5 separate regions of the Homo sapiens genome follow, and all the other regions are linked to region 4. The links are chromatin contacts, found by Hi-C or POLR2A ChIA-PET in ENCODE. All regions are on one chromosome and are shown on one strand. The core of a region is the stretch at or near the end of the contact, and the rest is flanking DNA. Distances in the headings are between cores, read along the strand shown.

What was found. Hi-C counts contacts between places; a loop is a spot of excess contacts on that map. ChIA-PET counts read pairs that join two places held with the same protein, here RNA polymerase II (POLR2A). Pooled maps may share reads with other maps.
Region 1: a pooled map shows a loop between it and region 4 (3-fold over the local background). The contact joins two enhancer-like sites. A Hi-C loop is called at or near these places in 3 of 168 maps with a recorded cell type or tissue (CD4-positive, alpha-beta memory T cell, Right ventricle myocardium superior and gastrocnemius medialis), 1 of 37 single-sample maps with no recorded cell type and 6 of 50 pooled maps. POLR2A ChIA-PET finds 5 or more read pairs at or near these places in 2 of 52 experiments (activated CD4-positive, alpha-beta memory T cell and activated T-cell).
Region 2: a loop to region 4 is called in a map with no recorded cell type, with 17 times the contacts of the local background. The contact joins two enhancer-like sites. A Hi-C loop is called at or near these places in 2 of 37 single-sample maps with no recorded cell type and 3 of 50 pooled maps. POLR2A ChIA-PET finds 5 or more read pairs at or near these places in 1 of 52 experiments (T-cell).
Region 3: a map with no recorded cell type shows a loop between it and region 4 (5-fold over the local background). The contact joins two enhancer-like sites. A Hi-C loop is called at or near these places in 1 of 168 maps with a recorded cell type or tissue (A673), 3 of 37 single-sample maps with no recorded cell type and 6 of 50 pooled maps.
Region 5: a loop to region 4 is called in a pooled map, with 6 times the contacts of the local background. The contact joins two enhancer-like sites. A Hi-C loop is called at or near these places in 1 of 168 maps with a recorded cell type or tissue (GM12878), 9 of 37 single-sample maps with no recorded cell type and 13 of 50 pooled maps. POLR2A ChIA-PET finds 5 or more read pairs at or near these places in 3 of 52 experiments (BJ, WTC11 and activated naive CD4-positive, alpha-beta T cell).

The regions. Positions count from the first base shown.
Region 1 is chr6:15,265,053-15,267,752 of GRCh38, forward strand. The region is part of intron 1 of JARID2 (jumonji and AT-rich interaction domain containing 2); the gene reads left to right. Among named protein-coding and RNA genes, the nearest start is that of JARID2-AS1, 18 kb to the left of the region's middle. RefSeq lists enhancers at 1-175, 181-320, 2,315-2,700. Within about 2 kb of position 1,424, at least 16 of the 41 ENCODE cell types and tissues checked have a DNase peak (open chromatin) inside an H3K27ac peak, as active enhancers do; they include gastrocnemius medialis, where a contact is called at or near this core.
Region 2 is chr6:15,364,111-15,366,810 of GRCh38, forward strand. All of the region lies in intron 1 of JARID2 (jumonji and AT-rich interaction domain containing 2), which reads left to right. Among named protein-coding and RNA genes, the nearest start is that of JARID2-AS1, 120 kb to the left of the region's middle. Within about 2 kb of position 1,366, at least 11 of the 41 ENCODE cell types and tissues checked have a DNase peak (open chromatin) inside an H3K27ac peak, as active enhancers do.
Region 3 is chr6:14,370,066-14,372,765 of GRCh38, forward strand. No RefSeq gene overlaps it. Among named protein-coding and RNA genes, the nearest start is that of LINC01108, 86 kb to the left of the region's middle. Within about 2 kb of position 1,411, at least 2 of the 41 ENCODE cell types and tissues checked have a DNase peak (open chromatin) inside an H3K27ac peak, as active enhancers do.
Region 4 is chr6:14,875,997-14,878,696 of GRCh38, forward strand. LOC105374945 (a long non-coding RNA gene) reads right to left here. Exons shown (of 5, transcript XR_007059473.1): 3 at 1-274. Among named protein-coding and RNA genes, the nearest start is that of JARID2-DT, 370 kb to the right of the region's middle. RefSeq lists enhancers at 709-1,209, 990-1,179. Within about 2 kb of position 1,280, at least 13 of the 41 ENCODE cell types and tissues checked have a DNase peak (open chromatin) inside an H3K27ac peak, as active enhancers do; they include GM12878 and gastrocnemius medialis, where a contact is called at or near this core.
Region 5 is chr6:15,298,353-15,301,052 of GRCh38, forward strand. All of the region lies in intron 1 of JARID2 (jumonji and AT-rich interaction domain containing 2), which reads left to right. Among named protein-coding and RNA genes, the nearest start is that of JARID2-AS1, 51 kb to the left of the region's middle. Within about 2 kb of position 1,284, at least 10 of the 41 ENCODE cell types and tissues checked have a DNase peak (open chromatin) inside an H3K27ac peak, as active enhancers do; they include GM12878, where a contact is called at or near this core.

The sequences.
Region 1 (2,700 bases), core at 174-2,673, 390 kb after region 4:
GCATAAGTGATGAGGCCAAGTTGAGGAATCCATTCCAGTGCGCAGTGTGCAGGCTGTAGCTATTATTGTTTACAGAATTAGTGTGTTGGAGCTTTAAAATAGTTGGCACATCGTCTGCCCTTTAAAAGCACAAGACTAAGGAATGAGACCAGTTGGTTGTCCTTGTAATGTTGGCCGGATCCAGCCCAGCCCTTGTCTTTTAACAGCTACTGCTCCGGGCTGTGCTGTGGGACTTGACTACTCTTTGGAGGAAGTGGGGGTGCTTGCTGAGTTCTTGTCTCTGTAGTTCTGCATCCCAAACTTAGGTTTGCATTAAAAAAAAAAAAACAAAAAAAAACCACGCAGTCATTTAGAGTTCCATAAGTGTAATTGAGATTTAAAGCCTTAATCATCCTCCCAGCCCCAAATAGGTATAGGACTGTCAGCTGGGATTTCAAATATCTGTGCAGTAACATTCCAGATTTGGCTCTGTGAGATTTATTTTGTGAAGTGATACTGCTTTGGGACTTGCCCTCATCTCTCCCCATGGGTACAGAAGTTAAGGCTACTTCTTGGCTGGCAGCCAAGAAGCCAGGAAAGCCCCATTGGACAGGTCACTTTCCAGGCAATTAAGGAGTATTCTGCAGGGCTCTCCGTGAATGCTGTCTTAACAGTGTAAGGTGACCCTCTTCCCCAGGGACCTGATGAGCCCGGGCAGCATGTTCACTTGCTTTTGGACTGGGCAAGCAGGAATCTGGGACCAGCATCATGGTCATTCACAGGATAGTGTGGGATTGTCCCAGCCCCTCCCTCATTTACATTCAGACCCCTTCTCCACTCAGGGGTCTCTGCCTCATGGAAACTGGAGGGCATGGGCGGTGGCTGGTCTGTTACGGTTTTGAAAGTGGAGCTCATCAGGTCTCCTAGCCAACGGGGGTGAATAATTGTGCTTCCTTCCTCCCAGCTGGAAAAGGTCCCAAAGTGCTCTCTCATATTCATAAAAGAGATGGCACGAGGCTTAGTGTCTCCAAATTAAAGGTCAATACTGATCAGCTTTCTCTCAAAGAACTGTCACATATGCTCTCCTGGAGACATTTGTGTCTTCCCATTTTACCTTAGGAAGTCTCTGGAGCCCAGGAAGACAAGTGTGTCCGATGAATCTCCTGTGGTGTTGGTACTGATTAAGCAGAGTTTGGGGATCCTTGTATGGCCCCTCTTTTAAAGAGCTTTTTAGCACGGTCTCTGCCAAGTATATTTTAACTATTAGTTACAATGATCTTCCAACAGAGAGCAAACAACATAAGTAATAGTTTAGAGTTTTACTTCTTAACGTCTTCCCAAATTCCTTCTCTTTCTCTTTCTTACCTGCACCCTGGAATAGTAGTAATGAAAAGGAAAATAGCAAACCGTGAGCTCCATATCCTCTCCCGCTGGGGGAAGGACTAATTTGCAGGGCCTCATAAGGAAACAGCAGTTTCATGGTCATTGTTGTCAGCCTAGCAGCGCTTGGTTGCACTTCCGTTGCTCAACGTGTTTCTCCTGGCTAGGGTGTTTGTAGTATATTTTGAGTTTTAGGAATCTTTCATCAAAGTTTCTTCTGCTTTTTTGTCATTTTAAGGCAAAACATTTTCTTTTGGTAGCTTGAAAGTTCTACACTCTCAATGTTTAAACATTTTTTGGGGGCAGGGTGAGAAACAGCTTTGTGGACGCATATCTGATTGTGTGTGTTTGTTATTTCATGTCAGAGTCATCTCATGACCCCAGGAGACCTCGCCAGTGGCCTGCCTCCTAGAAAATGCACTGCTGTAATAACAATCAGGGCGCCAGCTGACCACTGGTTGTCCCTCAGCCACTTATTAGCTGCATGTCCAGGAGGATCACCAGGCCGTGGTTTAAATTCTCAGTGTTCTCCATTGTAATGTGGGGTGCACGTGCGTCCCTGAGTGGAGATTAGGTGCTCTAATAGGCACAACTGTGCCCCTTTCATTGTAGGCATTCTCTTCCACCTGTATATTAGTATTGCTTCTAGCTGCGTGATCGAGGGTTTGGGTTAATGCTGACATATTGCAACTTACTGGATGGCAAACAGTTAAGTTGTCTTCTTTGGCTGTGGGGAGAGATGGTGAATTCAACACTCTGAAACTCTGAACACAGTGTCCAAAGAGACCCTGGGCTTCCTGGAGTGTTATTCTCTTACTCTCCTAAACTATTCTCCCACTCCCATGAAAAAGAAAATCTTAAAGCGGCTTATCAGTATCTGACATAAGACAGAGTGAGGCCTTTCCTTTTATCTACATAGAGATAGCTCAAAGATCTGCTTGAGGGGCAGCAAAAGGCATGTCAGCAACCACCAGGAAAGGATCCTGAAGCCTAACCAACTGGTTATAAACAGCAGTAGGTGCCCAGGAGGGAACCGATACCTTCTGCAAGAGCATCAGTTGTGAAATGGCCTAGGTACAAGGATGTTCTTAGAATCAGGTTTCAAATTATAGTAACATGTAGACAGACTCTGAATGCTCTGGGAATGGAGTAAGCTGGTTCTAGTGAATTTTCTGGTTGACTGTTTCAAGCCATGGCATTAACTCCTTATGAAGGATATTTTTTGGCTGTCCTGTCTTCAGAAGTCCGGTGTGACGCGCGAACTCAATGGTTGCGTTCCCGAGGACCTTATGGAGTGCTTCCTGTCTGTCTGCCAGTGCTTTGTTACTGTGCACCTCTGTA
Region 2 (2,700 bases), core at 116-2,615, 490 kb after region 4:
TTCGGGTGGGGTAGTTATTGTTCAACCAAAAAAGCCAGCGAGTCAGTCAGGCATTGATTGATCTCATAAAATGATCCCCCAGCAGTGTCCTGGGTCCTGGTGGAAGAAACAGCAGCACTAACTCCTTTCCATCACCCACAGGGCCGTAATTCTAACCAGCCCTGTCAGTAAGGGGCAACCATGAATCAAATCAAGCCTGTTTTGGCCACCCTGTGGGTACTTGGAGACTGGCTGGTGGATAGGACTGGTTTTTGTCTGGCCTCAATCCCGGAGGCTTTATTTTGTAGTGATTTCCTTAGAAAAGGATTTGAAGGTGTAGGAAAGCAGTGTGTCTTCAAGGCTTTGCAGACAGACTTTACTTCATCTTCAGGATGTTTCCTGCAAGAGGGGTTTCCTGCAAAACCCCTAGAGGCCAGATGTGCCCCACAGGACTGGAACCACTTCCAACCTGGAGAGTTGTATGAGTGGATGTCTGCACTTTGAATAGTTCTTGCCTGCTTTAGACTCTAATTTTCTTGTAAAAGATTTCTTATCTCCCACAGTTTTCTTGGTAAATGGAGTAACACATAAGGCACATAAGACTCTCAGGGACGTAGTAAAATGCACTATCACGTAACACGCAATGTCAATTGAAACCCTATCCAATTTAATGCAGATATGTCAGTGCTGTCCAAAAGAACTTCTTGTGATGACAGAACCGTTCTGTAGCTGTGTTGTCCATTGACAGGTGGTCGGATTGTGGCCATTGAGTAACTGAAATGTGACCAGCATGACTCAAGGACCTTAATTTTAAATTTTAATTGAGTTAATTATAAGTACTTACATGTGACTAGTGGCTACTGTATTAGACGGTGCAGATTAGAATGTGGCATTTGGGGATTTTTTGGGGGTATATCATAATGAACATAAAAAGGCATTAGTGATTAAAAGATCCAAATATTAGAATTTCTTTGTAAATAAATTAACATAAATTCCCAAGGAAATTCTAGTAACATAAATTCCCAAAGTGAAGTCATATATAGTTGCACACTGGCATTGGTGATATTGAACTATTTATTTGATTTGATTTTTGAAGACACTGGCCAATAATTTATTTGTAATTTGATTTCCTCGCCACCACTCCATCAGTGAAGGTACATTGACAATCCAGGTGTCTGTTAGATGCTGGAAGATAATCCTGCTGTAGATCTTGGGTCTTTTTTGATTACATTGAAAAAGCGAACCGTCAGATCCAGCACTGCAGGAGGTTTTAATGCCGTGTTGCGTGGTTCTGGCTGCTCTGTTCCCTGACTGCACCCTTTAACCATGAGCGTGCGGACGTCTTGCTGCCATGCTGCTGCCTTGACGACGGCGGATGTCTGACATGCTCAGACGCAAAAGAGCTGACTTGGCAGCTGCCCAGCAGATTTTTATAAAGGCTCAGTTGGTGGCCGGAGATTCAGCCTGTCAGAGTTGTGTTATGCAATAAATCGTTTTCAGCAGAAGTTCTTAATCCAATTTCAGCTGCAGCTTTTTTTTTTTTTAAATAGGCAGTAATCAAAGATAAGTACACATTATTTAATGGGAGTTTGGAAGAAGTAAAACTCTCCTTGCAGAAGCATTTTCAGGCCGTTTACCCTAACCTGGGAAGCATGTCTGTCTGAAGAAATTTGCTGCTTTGAAGTGCTTTTAATTTAAACCCTAGGCAAGGGAACATCATTCACAAGTTCAGTAAGTAAGTTTCTTCTCTCAAGATGTTTCCTGGCCCCTTATTTCCAGTTGTGAATGTTACTCAGGCTTCACTTTATTTGAATATTGACAGACTACTTTTTTTTTTTGGAATTAAATCAATTGGAAATTATTAGTACTACTGTTACTTTGTTAAAAGGGAAGAAAAGGTTATTTTAGACAAAGTTGAAGTTGTACCTTTCTCATTTTCCTTCATCACCCCCAACCCCATTTTTGTTTACACTTAATCTGTGGGAAGAATCAACATTCCCTCCCAATTTTTTATTTGGTGCTTTCGTTTTTCTCTCAAAGTGTTGCTGGAACAGGTTTGGCATATCAGGCAGCCACAAGTTGTTTCAAGTAGGGTGATTTAACAGCAGGTATATGAGAAACACGTTCTGAAAATAAAAGGCATTCATGTACAGGATTCCAGTCATTTATCCTTGGGAGGAGGAAATAGCAATCAATCCTTTCCTTGTCCATGGGCCTAGTTTTTTAGAATGTTTTTTTTCATTTGCTATTCAGCTCTGTACGGCTGTTGTTCAGATCCACCATCCTTAATCCCATGATATGACATTGCATGTTGGTCCTTTGGGCATTGGAGTCAGGAAAAGCACTTCTTTTTCTTTTTGAAAGTAGCCACATCCCTCCACCTGTAGAGCTCTAGCGATCTCTATATGTGGGTGGGGGGCGGGGGGGGCGGGGGGGGTGGGGGGTGGGGTTGGCAACTCCAATTGCCATGTCTTAGCATTTCTGTGAATTTTAATAAAGAGGCTCTGTGTTAGGAGATCTTCCTGCCTGTGATCCTGAGTGCTCCTTTCCTTGGTCTCCTATGGCCCCATCAATTCGAAGGCGATTTCTGCATTTCAGTTGGTTTTAGGTACTAGGGGTTGTGAAGAGCCTTTGATGTCCTGTGCCCCTGCCCAGTGGAAGCAGGATTGTTTTTTTGCAGCACCTTCCGTAAGTGCACCTAGGTTGCCACCTTCTGCCTCT
Region 3 (2,700 bases), core at 161-2,660, 510 kb before region 4:
AGCTTCTCCTTGGTCTGCAGTTTCTCAAAATGACAGCTCAGAATAGTCTTTATATCAAAGAGGCATATTTTGGGGTGGCATGCCCTGAACCCTATCCCCTCCTTTCCATCCCTTTCTACCCAACCATTTTACCCGTCAGGTTAGAAAGTAGCTGGTGAGGCCAGACGCGGTGGCTCACGCCTGTAATCCCAGCACTTTGGAAGGCCGAGGTGCATGGATTACTTGAGTACTTGAGGTCAGGAGTTTGAGACCAGCCTGGCCAACATAATGAAACCCCGTCTCTACTAAAAATGCAAATATTAGTTGGGAGTGGTGACACACGCCTGTAGTCCCAGCTACTTGGGAAGCTGAGGCAGGAGAATCGCTTGAACCTGGGAGGCAGAGGTTGCAGTGAGCTGAGATGACGCCACTGCACTCCAGCTGGTGGATGGAGTAGAAGATTGTTGGGGCTCAAAAACTAACTCCAAAATAATGGTGCTTTGACATATTGAACTGAAGAAGGCTCAGTTTCCCTCTCCCACTGTTTCTTCCAAAGAAGTTGAAGTTCCTTTATCCGCCTAAGATCCATGCTCACCAAGGAGAACAATTGTTTTTCTCTTCTGCTTCCAAGGCCAAAAATATAACCATACCAGAGCAAGACTTTCACTGTCAGAGAGCTATTTACAAGTTAATCTCTTATTCCTCTCTTATCCCATTCCTTCTCCCTAGTAATCTTTTATTACCCCTCAGCAGAATCCTTCTTCTCTCCCTCCCATAGCCTGCTTTGTCAGGATGGTATATTAGCTTCTGAACCTCAGTGTGGGGTTGGGTCTTCATTCTGAAGCCTCCTGTATATACACATTAAATAAATTTGGATGCTTTTTCTCATATTAATCAATCTACCTCATGTTAGTGATTTTCAGCAAACCTCCAGGGCCCTCACAAGATTAGCCAGGAAAGCAAAAAAGCCAACCATATCCTCTTCCCCAAAGAAAGGCAGTGTGACTGGTGAAAATAGGGACACTGTACCTTCCTGAGTATTGAAGTTTTGCTTGATGTACTGGGCTGGACATCATTCATTTCTAAATTAATTGAGACATGACTGAGACTTCAAAGAACTGTTTGACTTTTCTATTGCTAAGACTGAACAGAAAGTTGTGGGGAATGTCCTATATTTTATTCCCAGACAAGGGAAAGATTCCCTGGCAGACAGTGTAAAAGAGAACGTGGGTGTCAAAAATATGATGCCCCATGAGGCCTGGATGATGGATGGGCTGGTTACAGTCTCTATTTTCCACTCAATAGAAACTCTTGGGCTGCCAGCAGATATTTGCAGATTCATTTAACAAATACCTGTAGTTGTTGACATACTTGGCACTTGACAGCACTAGAGAGCAACACTCAACAAACCTCATGCTTTACCCTCAAGGAGCTGATGGTCCACTGGGAAATGAAGACAAGTAAGGAGAAAATGAAAGTGACTTTTCAACGTGATAGGTATTGCTAAGGGTGCTGAGATGCACCTGATCTTGTCTCAGAGGCATTCCATGGGAAGTTAGGCTTAATTTGAGACCTGAGGGACCAGTAGGTATTGACTGGACAAAAAGAGGAAGAAGAAGAAGAAGGAAGCAGAGGAAAGAGAAGTGTTTTTCAGACAGAGTCAACAGCAGGGGGATAAAAGCTGCAGAGAGATGAACAGCGAGAAATTGGAAAGTGGAATTGAGAGTGAGAATCACAAGAAATTATAATTGAGAAATAGGGTTGCATCTTGAAGAGCTTTATAAACCACATTCAGTTTGCATTTTAATCTTAGGACAGTGTTGATTTTTAGCAAGGGAAGAATCATATTTGTGCTTCCGAACAATTTTCTCTAAAGTAAGGTAATAAGAAGAAACTATTAGATCCTTTAACTACATTGTTTAAAATGTAACCTTTAAAATTTTCTAATAGATTTATTACCCATAAACTTAATATAGTCGCAGGAGTACGTGCACATAATTTATAAATATACACGTATTTGGGAGTGCAGGGGTGATTGCTTTAGAAAAGTCACTCTGGCTGCAGGCTATGGCAGCATGGAACATGGATTGGAGGACAGCGAGGGCAGAGGCAAGGAGGCTGGTTAGGAGGCTGTTGCACTGACCCATATAGAAATGATAGAGTCAGGAACCAGCATAATGGCATTAAGTGTAGAAAGAAGTGGCTAAATTGAAGCAAGATGTTAATGTCACTCCATGTTTGCAAATAAGACTATTCCATTAGAGATCTCCAGCATCCACAGGCCAGTTAATGAGTCAGGAGAAAAAAGAGCACTGGCTGTCAAAAAATCCAGCCTTCAAGTCCTGCTTTCTTCACTTATTATGAGATTTGGGCAAATCATTTACTTGCTGAGGTTTGGTTTCCTCAATCATAAAAATGGGGCTCTCAATACAAGACCCTACCTGCCACCTGGGTCAAGTGCTGAGCAACTGAAGTAACAAAAAAGGGATGACTTTGAAAATTGTAAAGGATTAGGAAAATGATAAATATTTTTCCAACAAGGACTATATTTTTGTGTATAAGTTGTCACCAAAAACAGGATTTGACTTCATTTTTAATTAAAATGAAGAAGCTAACTATTCTTATGCTTAGCAAAAGACAGCATCTTTTCTTATTAATGTTGAAAACAGTAATAAATGGGTCAAATGGTTATGGCTTTTCCTCCTTGGGAAGCTTTGAGAC
Region 4 (2,700 bases), core at 30-2,529:
TATTTACTCACAGTATTTCACCAGAACTTGAAATTGTTAAAAAGTCTCTAACCAATGACACCACAGGAATGGCCCTTGGACAAGTTCTTGGTCAACCTCTGACAAACAACAGGGTGGACAGAAAAGAAAAAAAATGCACAAACCTATTTGCCAGGCCAGGTGAATGATGAGGTTTTTGTTGTTGTTGTTTCCATGTATTTGGCAGATGGTTACACCGTCATTTCTCTTCCTTTTAAAAGCTAATTCCAAATTTTCCTCTCTAGCATCCTATCACCTGAGGAAGCATGAAGACTTCAGGTGGGGGAGGAATTCAGCACCGATCGATTTTCCTTTCCAATTGGTTTTTTTAATGCAATTGATAATAACCAAAGACTTAAAAAGCCAAAAAGAAACTAATTTCAAAATGATCTCATCTTTCCACCTTGAAGACATATCACTTAATTGGAGACTCTCAAACAGAACCACACATCTGTTAACATTCCTGCATTTCCTCTATTGATTACCACAGGTCATTCCATTAATAGGAAATGGGCGAGCCAGGATATCACACTTTAATTTTTATATCATAATAGCTTGAGGATTAAGAGGAGGCCCATTTAGGAAAGGAATCACCCCAGGAAGGGGCAATTAGGAAAAGAGCAAAAAAGAGTTATCTTGCTGACCTTATCTCTATTAATTATGGAAAGTTCTCTCTCTCTCTCTCTCTCTTCAATTTTTATTTTTCTTTTTTTATGGAGATGGGATCTTGCTATGTTGCTCAGCTGGTCTTGAACTCCTGGGCTCAAGCAGTCCTCCTGCCTCAGCCTCCCAAAGTGCTGAGATTATAGGCATGAGCCACCGCACCCAGCTTCTTTCTCTGTCTCCCCCAGTCTCTCTCTCTCTCTCTCTCTCTCTCCCCTCTCAAGAGCTAATAAAACTAGTAAACAGAAAAGCCAAAGAAACTTAGGCTGCTCATGAATATTCATCTGAGGAAGGCTTCTGTCAATAAGGTGCATGGTGGGAGCTGGATTCTTCCCCTCTTCACCTAGGTTGACCAAGGGGGACATGAAGGAGCCCGTGCAAGCTCAGCCTGGGCACCCACCCATGGAAGGACAGCAGCCTCCAGGGCAAGGTCAAGCAGGAGAGGCCCCAGTCAGATTTCGATATTGAGAAGTACAACCATTTTGTGCTGTTTAAAAATACGGATGTGTAAAACCAGAGCGTAGTCATTCTTTGACATGCTGTGTGATTTTCCTACACAAATCAGAGCTTTAAAAGCCTTGGAGGGGATAAATGGAATCACAGGGCGAGTACAACAGGATACGGTGAGTCATTTCAACTTCCTGCTAAACATGAACCCTACAAAAGCTTGATGTGTCTCAGATTTTTTGCTGGGGGTTTTCCTCCTCGATTCAACCTCGGGTTTCTATGGCTTGCTCCTTCCTTCTTTTTATTTCTTTCTATGCATCACATTTGTCCTAGATCCTTCTCGGTCTATAAATAACATCATTGTGTCATGCTGGACACTGGGTTTTAAATGTCAGCATCCTGTGCGCAGCCTTACCCCATGAGATAATATGGTTTTTCTAACTGCATTCCTACAGCACTGAACTAACTGAGGTGTTCAGCTGCTAAAAATTTTCTTAAATGGTGACATTTTCATAACCCCAGGGTTAGGGGATGGGATTAAGTTAATGGATAGAATTTTCTAGAATTTTCTCAATGTTAGGCTTTTCTCCAGTAGACTTTTTTTTTTTTAGGTTTGTAGTTCTTGTGACTTCTTAAACAATGAACAAAAAGAAAAATGAAAAAGGAATGAATGTTTCTCTTGACGCAAAGAGGCAAGAATAGGATTTTTTATATTTCTGAATTAAATTTATTCTGCTTCTGATCCCCACCTGCCTAGCTGGTAGGAAATTCAGTCTCAGTCATTATTGAGGCTTCCTTCCCCCGCCGTGGCATTGTGAGTGCTATGTGGTACCAGGACTTGAATATGTGAGGAGGGAAGGAATGTACCAGGAGGTTGAGCTGTGGGGGCTGCCACTGTGGCCAACAGTCCCTCTCTCTCTGCTTCTGTTGAGCACTGGTTGCCTGGCAAGATCAGCACATCCTACTCTGAAAGAATTCAGGGAGCCCCCATGTAGCCACTGTGTCCACAGATACACCCATGGGACCCCCACCCTAACCCTACAGGCAACCTGCCACAATCCTCAGGAGGCACTTGGCACAAGAGGGACTGTCTGGGAGGAAAAACTTTTCCTCTACCCTCTTAGGTGCGGTGATTGGGGATGTGCAAACTAAACTGGCAAAAGATAGATGAGGACGAGAAAAAAAACAGATTATAATTGTATATGTACACACTGGAATTCACAAAGACTCAAGGAGTCTCAAGGAGGTGGTTAGAATTCAGGGCTTATATGCTACCCTATTAGGGGAAGGGGAGGGGCAGAGGGGCACTTCTGGGAAAACAAATGACTACTTAGAAATGGAGAAGAAATGGCACTTAGGGAAAACAAATGACTTTTTAGAAAGACAAATGTGCCCATAGGAGAATAAAAGGGAAAAATGATCTTTTTGTAACAATATCTGTTTGACTGTGGTACCAATTTCTCATTTCCAAGAAGAGAAGATTAGAATTGCTTCCAAGGAGGGGATTTATAAAAACTGAGTTCTTTTGGGAGGCTCTGCTTTTAGGCAGATAAGAGATTTCATGAACTCAAA
Region 5 (2,700 bases), core at 34-2,533, 420 kb after region 4:
TCCCAAGAGCACTCATTGCTACAGTGAGAACTCAGAATTCCATGGGTATCTTTTCGGGCTCGGTGGTTCACGCCTGTAATCCCAGCACTTTGGGAGGCAGAGGCGGATGGATTATCTGAGGTCAGGAGACCAGCCTGGCCAACATGGTGAAACCCCGCCTCTAGGAAAAATACAAAAATTAGCTGGGTGTGGTGGTGCATGCCTCTAGTCCCAGCTACCCGGGAGGCTGAGGCAGGAGAATTGCTTGAACCCAGGAGGCAGAGGTTGCAGTGAGCTGAGATCATGCCACTGCATTCCAGCCTGGGCAACAGAGTGAGACTCCATCTCAAAAAAAAAAAAAAAGAAAAAATTTCCTTGAGTTTCTTATGTTTTGTTAACTTTCTGTTATTTGTACGGTTGAAACCTCAGAGGATTAGGATAATTGCCTTTTCCAGTTTCCCTGAGCTGCTGAAAATAAACTTTCATATTTTTACTCTCCATACTCAGTATAGTTTACATCTTTAAAAGTGAACATTTATACATGTATTACTTACAAAAACACTCCCTTCTCTCAGTAAAGACCCAAATCAATCCACTAGCAAACTAGAACAAGAGAAGTTAGTGCTGGGTATCCTTAAATGTGTTCTGAGAATGATTTTATTTGCGGGGGTGGGGGGCGGGTGGAGCAGAGAGGATGCTTTGGTGGTGAAATAATTTTGGGGTGCTTGGGTTCTAAGAGGATCATGGTGTACACGAACACATCTGAAGGAAAGAAACCTGGCTATCTGTACCCGACATTTGTCAAACTTCACTGACCCGTGAGCCTTAATTTTGAATACAACCCCTTGGACATAGGGTTCTCTGGAGCCTCCTTTGAGAAGGACCAAAGTCTTGTAAAGAACGTTGAGTGTAGTTTTTGTCCCTGCTGCCACCACCTAATTTGTAAGGATGAGGGCATCAGTAGGTAGCTTGTAATCTTCATTGGGTTCTCAAATTTTAGGTGTGTGTACAACAGAGGTGTGTTTGGTAGAGGAAGGGATGACTGGGATCATGAGTTAAGGTCTTGCATACTGAGGTGGTGGGGCAGTTTCAGAGGGAACCAAAACATTTGTTGAGTCCCAGCTTTTCATCAGGACTCCTGTGCTTTGTGTCAGAAATAGATGCCATCCCTTTTTCTGTAGGAAGGAATTTATAGTTTGGAGAAGGTAGAGTTGGATTTGGAACCTCAGTTGGCCTGCGTTGAGAACTGCTGGTTTCCTGCTCAGTTAGGCCAGTTAGGGGGAAATAAGAAGACTGCCAAAACCTGTGGCTTGTGTCTCAGTTCCCTTTCTCCAGCCACTGCACCAGAGTTTGGGCGCCACACAGATGGTTCTCAGTGGCAGTTCGCAGAGCGGTCCTCATTTGGCCGGAAGCTACTCAGGCAGCCTCTGTTTCCTCACTTCAGCGGGGTGGGCTTGGGTGTGGGTGAAAGAGATAAGATATTTAGCAGTGAGTCATTTTTTTCTGGTAGTTTGACCTGGTTGCTTTGAGGATGATTGCTTCATCCTTTCTCGTACTTTACCCACTGTCCCTTAGGAAAATGGGGGTCCTGTCCGGCCAGTGTTGTTGGTATCTCAGGCCCTGTGGATGTGGGATTCTGCATATCTCTTGAACTGCCTGTTTCCTCCCAACCTCCAAAAGGTTATAATGTCCCCATTCTTCTATGAGTGACCAACATGGAATGCCATGTATGCTCAAAATATGATTTCTCATTGGCCCAGTGTTTGTAAGAAGAAACCTCTGATTTAGGGTGTGCTTCTTTATCTCCTGCATTTGGGGTTGGGATAGGCAGAAATCTGTTGGAAAAATTTTCCGCAGTGAAGGTTGGATGGGTGTTCTGTCCTGTTTTTAATTCTTTGACCACAGGACCTTTTCTCTTGTAAACACTTAAAAACCTCTAAGGCTAATGAGCAAAGCCTGGTGTGATGTATATTTTAAGGAAAGGTGTATAACAATACATGTGTACAAGGAGGGAAGCGGAGAAGGGCATGGGAGTAGAAGGGATCATTCCCCTGCAATTGGATAAGTGACATTTAAGCTGCATTCCATGTAAGCTTTTGGGCCTGGAAACCTTCCCCTCCCATCTTCCTGAGATACTGTGCTTGTTGTGAGCTCATTCAGAGTAATAAACTGTACCCGTAATTCATGAGCTTGCAAGGCCTTCTTTAACCGCTTGCAGCCAGGAGACTAATGACAACATTTAAAATTATAGATTGCTCATTTTGGAGTCTATCTGTTTCGAGTTATGAATGAAATTTCTTAGCCACTTACTGGACAGTAGAACCTGTTTGCAAAGACCCAGTGTCCTCATGTTGTGTGTGTGTGTGTGTGTGTGTGTGTGTGTGTGTGTGTGAGAGAGAGAGAGAGAGAGAGAGAGAGACAGAGAGGAGGGGTGGAGAAAGGGAGCAAGCAGTCCCCCCTTTATGTATGATTCTTAGAGGTGTTACAGGATGCAGTAACCATGAGGACTCTGGTGTTGCACAGAAGTTGAATTCTTACTTGGAAAGTTTAGGTCTGGGACGGAAGGGTGACAGAAAAAGGTTAAGGTTACCCACACTCTATCAGTGGTAGTTATCAATGAGTGACTGTTGGTAGACAGCAAGCAAATGATACTGGGGTAAGAAGGTTCTGGATATGAAAGAACTAGGTAAGATTGCAAATGTAGTCTCTCTATAAACCAGA